2 separate regions of the Homo sapiens genome follow, and region 2 is linked to region 1. A link is an interaction called in ENCODE POLR2A ChIA-PET data of the cell type or tissue named here. Cell type or tissue: PC-3. All regions are shown on one strand. Links, peaks and the distances in the headings refer to the core of each region. The heading gives the core; the rest is flanking DNA. Region 1 has its middle 19 kb from the start of PPP1R13B-DT. Region 2 overlaps XRCC3 (X-ray repair cross complementing 3).

What was found. Peaks named below come from ENCODE experiments on the same cell type or tissue, not always from the same donor. Only the 100,000 strongest peaks of a DNase experiment are listed, where the experiment ranks them.
Region 2: POLR2A ChIA-PET joins it to region 1 with 19 read pairs; 2 of 35 experiments call an interaction of 5 or more read pairs at or near these places.

Annotation. Positions count from the first base shown.
Region 1 is chr14:103,865,427-103,868,325 of GRCh38, reverse strand. No RefSeq gene overlaps it. Among named protein-coding and RNA genes, the nearest start is that of PPP1R13B-DT, 19 kb to the right of the region's middle. In PC-3, for the core only: no CTCF peak of the experiment used is centred there; no DNase peak of the experiment used is centred there.
Region 2 is chr14:103,709,381-103,712,279 of GRCh38, reverse strand. XRCC3 (X-ray repair cross complementing 3) reads left to right here. Exons shown (of 10, transcript NM_005432.4): 3 at 713-814; 4 at 1,035-1,247. The coding sequence starts at 1,193. Among named protein-coding and RNA genes, the nearest start is that of XRCC3, 4.6 kb to the left of the region's middle. In PC-3, for the core only: no CTCF peak of the experiment used is centred there; no DNase peak of the experiment used is centred there; H3K4me3 peaks cover 960 bases; H3K27ac peaks cover 1,061 bases.

The sequences.
Region 1 (2,899 bases), core at 130-2,629:
TGTGGGCGAGGCTGGCCTCCCTGAGACTAGGTAGATCAGGAACAGTTTCTTGGAGGAGGAAGTGCCTGAGCTGAACCTTGAAGGCCGTGTCCAATTTTCACTAGCGAGGATGGAAGCAGGGACGTGTTGGGATCAACCAACAGCATGAGCAAGGATGGGCCCGGAGGGCAGGCAAGGGAATGATGAGCGGGAGGTGAAGCCAGAGGAGTTGGAATGGAGGGCCGAGGGGAGCAGGAGCCAGGGCAGGCCTCCTTCAGCACTTGGGGCCCTGCAGACACCAGCAGGTCACTTCTGTGTCAAGCTCTGAAGCAGCACCAGGGAGGCCTGGGGAACCACCTCCCAGACACACACCCTACACTGTTGGCCTGCAAGATCAGCCCTTCTAGGGCAGCACCACTGCCCAGTTACAGTCGGGTCTGGTCAGTGCCTAAGACCAGGAGGGCACAGGGGCATGGAAGTCAGGGGATTGGAGACCAGGGGCCCTGCTCCAAGAGAGGCCTCAGAGGAGCCAGCTCCACTGAGCTCTCCCCATGGCCAGCCGGTGGCACGCGCCCCTCTGAGGAGGTAAGAAATCCGAGCCTGACAACGAGCCAGATGATTGTTTCTCCTGGGATAGCAGGCCCCGAGCCAGTGCCTGCAGGCCCAGGCGTGACTGCCAGCCCCCAGCCCCGCCTCCCTCCCGGCACTGCCTGGCACTCCACTCAGCTGGGCCCTGTGCAAGGCTGCTTTGATGGTGGAAATGCACAGTCACCACTGCCCATAGGTTTGGGAGCACCTGGAGCTGAGTCTGAGGTTGCAGGGGCTCCAGGCCCCATCCCGCCTGTGTGACCTAATGGCTGGTTAATTCGCCTCTCTCGGCCTTGGTTTCCTCATCTGTCAAGTAGGAATGACAGCAGTGCTTGCTTCCTGGAGACTGTTTGAGGATGAAAGGACAATGTGTGTGAAAGGCCCCGGGGAGCTCCAGCCAGGGCGCAGGGGAGGAAGGATTAGGCAGCACCCCACAAAGCAAAGTCAGAGCTACCTAACAAGTCCACACACCTTCGAGGGGGTCAGGAGGTGGCGGAAGGTGCCTGGGAAGGCTTCCAGCAGGAAGGTTCTGGAACATCTGCCCATGTTTGAACCCCTCTCAGCGTCCTTCCAGCAATGGAGCGCCTCGCTGCTCCTCCAGGCATAGCTGCAGGTCCTCCACTCTTCTACAGAACATCCTGTGAGTCCCCTGCCCCCCCACCCCCCCAGCCCTGCAGTGTGTCCCTGGGTTTTCAAGACCAAAATGGCCAACCGGCTCGGTGGCTCACGCCTGTAATCCCAGCATTTTGGGAGGCCAAGGCAGGCAGATCACCAGGTCAGGAGTTCGAGACCAGACCAACCTGGCCAATATGGTGTAACCCCATCTCTACTAAAAATACAAAAATTGGCTGGACATGGTGGTGGGCGTCTGCAGTCCCAGCTACTCAGGAGGCTGAGGCAGAAGAATTGCTTGAACCCGGGAGACAGAGGTTGCAATGAGCTGAGATCCTGGGTGACAGAGAGACACTCTGTCTCAAAAAAAAAAAAAAAAGGCCAGCCGCAGTGGCTCACACCTGTAATCCCAGCACTTTGGGAGGCTGAGGCAGGCGGATCGTGAGGCCAATAGATCGAGACCATCCTGGCCAACATGATGAAACCCCGTCTGCACTAAAAATACAAAAATTAGCTGGGCATGGTGGCGTGCGCCTGTAGTCCCAGCTACTTGGGAGGCTGGGGCAGAAGAATTGCTTGAACCCAGGAGGTGGAGGTTGCAGTGAGCCGAGATCGCACCACTGCACTATATAGCCTGGCGACAAAGCGAGACTCCGTCTCAAAAAAAAAAAAAAAAAAAAAAAAAGAGTGGAATGACTGGAGCCACTGGTCATGGCCCGTCATCGTCAGGGGAGAAGGTGACCTGCACCATCCCTGTCCAGGGGCTTGTGCAATTTCCAGGATGCCCAGGGAGTCCCCCCGCAGCCCCCGCCCAGCTGGGAGTCCTTTCTGTGGTGCCCTGCTAAAGCTGTTCCTTCTTGGGACGAGGGAGGCAGGCATTGGCTCTGGAAGGCTCCAGTAAAGAGGAGCAAGTTCCAAGTTCCCGTCAGCAGCCCCAAAACTACTTGGCAGGTAGCTGAGTCCCACCCCAAGGGCCTCATTCCATAAATGGTGTGACATGGGCTCCCAGCACACGGGTCTTCGGTCAGTGGCCCAAGGTCAAGTCTCTGCCTTACCACCTAGTCCCTGTGTGGCCTTGAGCTAGTTGCTCAACTCCTCTGACTCTGTTCACTCACCTGAAAAGTTGTGGGTGACAATTGCGTGACCTTCCTCCAGGGAGAGCTGTGAATGCTATCAAGTTAAGTACCAGGCCAGGCGCGGTGGCTCACGCCTGTAATCCCAGCACTTTGGGAGGCCGAGGCAGGCGGATCACGAGGTCAGGAGATCGAGACCATCCTGGCTAACACAGTGAAACCCCGTCTCTACTGAAAATACAAAAAATTAGCCGGGCGTGGTGGTGGGCACCTGTAATCCCAGCTACTTGGGAGGCTGAGGCAGGAGAATGGTGTGAACCCGGGAGGCGGAGCTTGCAGTGAGCAGAGATCGCGCCACTGCACTCCAGCCTGGGCGAAAGAGCGAGACTCTGTCTCAAAAAAAAAAAAAAAAAAAAAAGTTAAGTACCAAAAAGAAGTCACAGGTGAACAACTTTTTTTTTTTTTGGAGATGGAGTCTCCCTCTGTCACCCAGGTTGGAGTGCAGTGGCACGATCTCAGCTCAGGTTTTAAGCCCTGCATGCATTAGGTATTTGTCCTAATGCTCTCCCTCCCCTTGCCTCCCCAACCCCTGACAGGCCCCACTGTGTGATGTTCCCCTCCCTGGGTCCATGTGTTCTCATTGTTCA
Region 2 (2,899 bases), core at 208-2,707, 160 kb after region 1:
GCCTGGGCACCTCCCTGTCCCTTGCTCAGAAAACCCACAGGCTGTGGGGGCCCGGGAGCCAAGCCTGGTGCGCGGGCAGGAAACGCATCCTGGAGCACCAGCTTCCCTGCCCTGCCCGCCTCACGGGGTGCCTGGGGGCGTGCCTCAGCCTGCTGCTCCTGTAGTCTGTTCCTGTCTCCCTGAGCAGGCTGAACATGGGCATACGAGTGACCAGCGTGATCGTGTCCAGGCCAGTGCCGCATTCTGTGTGGTCCAAGGGAAAACCTTCTCCAAGTCCACGGCCCGCCCTTTCCTCTGCTGGGTTACGGCCAAGGGCGCCAGGCCTCACTGGAGGACATGGATCCTGGACCCGGCCCTCGAGGCTGCTGCCTTCCAGTTTCCCCATGTCCTGGACACTCTTGGTCTCACCATTTGGGAGGCCGACAGGGGATGCAGAGTGGCCTGTTGGAAAGGCCTTATGTGACCCCAGGCTGAGTCCCTGAGCAGCCTGCTGAGGCCGGAGGGGAGAAGAGCTGAGCTTCTCCCTTGCTGGGCCAGGCTCGGGCTGTGGAATGGCTGCCAGCTCCCTTCCTGGGAGAGGCTGGGTGGGGTCCACAGCACCTTCCTCCCGTCCCACAGGAAGCTGTCTTCTGCTGTTGGCTGCTGGGGGCGACTGATGTTTGGATCCCTGAGCACCCTGCCAATCCCAGACTCACCTTCCCACTCTTTCCAGAGTCCCCAGGGAGACACTTAAGGGAAATTAAACTGCAGAGTGCAAGAGATGCCTCAGTCAAGTCAGCCAAAAACACGCGGGTCATCCCCAAGCCCCAGAGAGGTGAGTCGGGCAGGGCACTCAACTGCTGCAGGAGGATGGTCTTATTTCTAGCACTTTCCACAGGAGGTAAATGTGGTGGGTTTGGGGGGTTTTTCAAATGCATCAGTGTCTGGAATGGGTTCTAAGCTGCTAAATAATTCTTAGAGGTAAATGACAGACATGTTGCCCTAGATGTAGCTAGACAGCCTTCCCTCTACAGTGAAGTCTCCTCCACCCTCAGTGACAGAGCCCCGATGACACGGACACCTCGGCTGCTGTCACTTCCCTGGTTCGGGCCTCCCACAGGCTTTGAATTGAAGGCGAGTGCCTCAGAATTTGCATCCATTGTTCTGTCTTTCCTGGGAAGTTATTCATCCTGGTGGCCAGCCCACCGACAAAATGGATTTGGATCTACTGGACCTGAATCCCAGAATTATTGCTGCAATTAAGAAAGGTACATTTATTTCTATTTACATAAAGGGTGTGGGTGGGTGTGTGCAGTTTATATAAGGCAGGTTAACAAAACGCTGGCTGGCTAAGCCTTCCTTCCTTTGCCTACCCTGATTATTAAACCGAGGGCGGGATGTACTATGGGATTTTCAGGTGTGTGTGTGTGTGTGTGTGTGTGTGTGTTCTTAACTACATGGATTTCTTTCAGTTACTTTTATTTTTATCAAAGTAATACATGCATATTGTCTAAAAGGTAAAATGGAGCCACATAAAGTCTTTTAGTTTTTTTTTTTTGGAGACGGGGTCTCGCTCTGTCACCCAGGCTTGAGTGCAGTGGTGCGATCTCAGCTCAGTGCAAGCTCCGCCTCCCGGGGTTCACACCATTCTCCTGCCTCAGCCTCCCGAGTAGCTGGGACTACAGGCGCCAGTCACCACGCCCGGCTAATTTTTTTGTAAATTTAGTAGAGACAGGGTTTCACTGTTTTAGCCAGGATGGTCTTGATCTCCTGACCTCGTGATCCGCCCGCCTCAGCCTCCCAAAGTGCTGGGATTACAGGCATGAGCCACCGCACCCGGCCGTCTTTTAGTTATTTTTTTAAAAAATATTTACATCTGGGCTCCTAAACGTGTTTATGTTGTAATGTTTGATTTGTCAGTGTTACTGATTATCCATGGACTTCTCTTGGGGGCTGTGAGGACTGAGCGTGCCTACACCTGTGTACCCCAACTTCCTCTCCCCCCAGCTCCCTGCCCATACTTAGAACCTAGTTTGGGTGACATCAGCTGTCAGGGTTGTGACTGGGTGCATACTGGCCATTGTTGAACCTGGTGTGGTGGTGCAGGGGATGGTTTTCTTTCTTACAGCATCTTTTTTCGCCCGAGTTAGTAAATGCTCAAAACTCAGGCCCCACGTGCAGCCCCTGCCCCCTGCTCCCCATGCCAGCCGCCTGGCTGTCATCCGGGGACCCTCCTGCCAGCTTCCATCCTCCCCCGTCTCCCCGGGCCTCAGCTACGTGAACCTCAGCACGCTGTCTGTGGCGAGAAGCCGGAGTGCTCATGGAGCTGCCGCAGCAGCCTGGTGACAGGGCAGGGCCTCGCTGTCCTGACCCTCCATCCTTGGCTGTTGGTTTTTATCCTCCTGTTGGTGGCCTTGTGATCACAGCTGCTGCCACAGCTGCAGACACGACGCTTGCAGACCAGGGACAGAGAAGGGCTCAGCCAGGGAGTTCCTTTCTCACCTGTGTCTCTTATCCAAAAACCAATGTTTCCAGAAGTCCCTGCAGACTTCACGGCTGTGAAGGGGGCTGGGGCTGTGAGGCTTACCAGGGGGAGCGCCCTGCCACAGCCCCGATCCCGGTGAGTCCTCAGGGCCCACAGAGCCTTCTGGAGCAGCCTGTCTGCGGGAAGCCCCCTCCGCTGGATCTGGTGAAACCCAGGGGCGCTTTCTTCATTCCCACCCTTCCATCTCCTTGTGTTTTCTGTGTGGCTTTTCTGAAGATCACACCAGTGCTTACTGTTTTCCAGCCGCACAATGGTTGTCTTTTCACTGCAGCGTTCAGCGCACCCGTGTTGAGGGGGTTTCTGATGTGGTGGGTGTAAGTCCCCGTGGCCGGGTGGGGCGCTTCGTCCACCACTGCTCCCTCTCGTGTGCGCTTC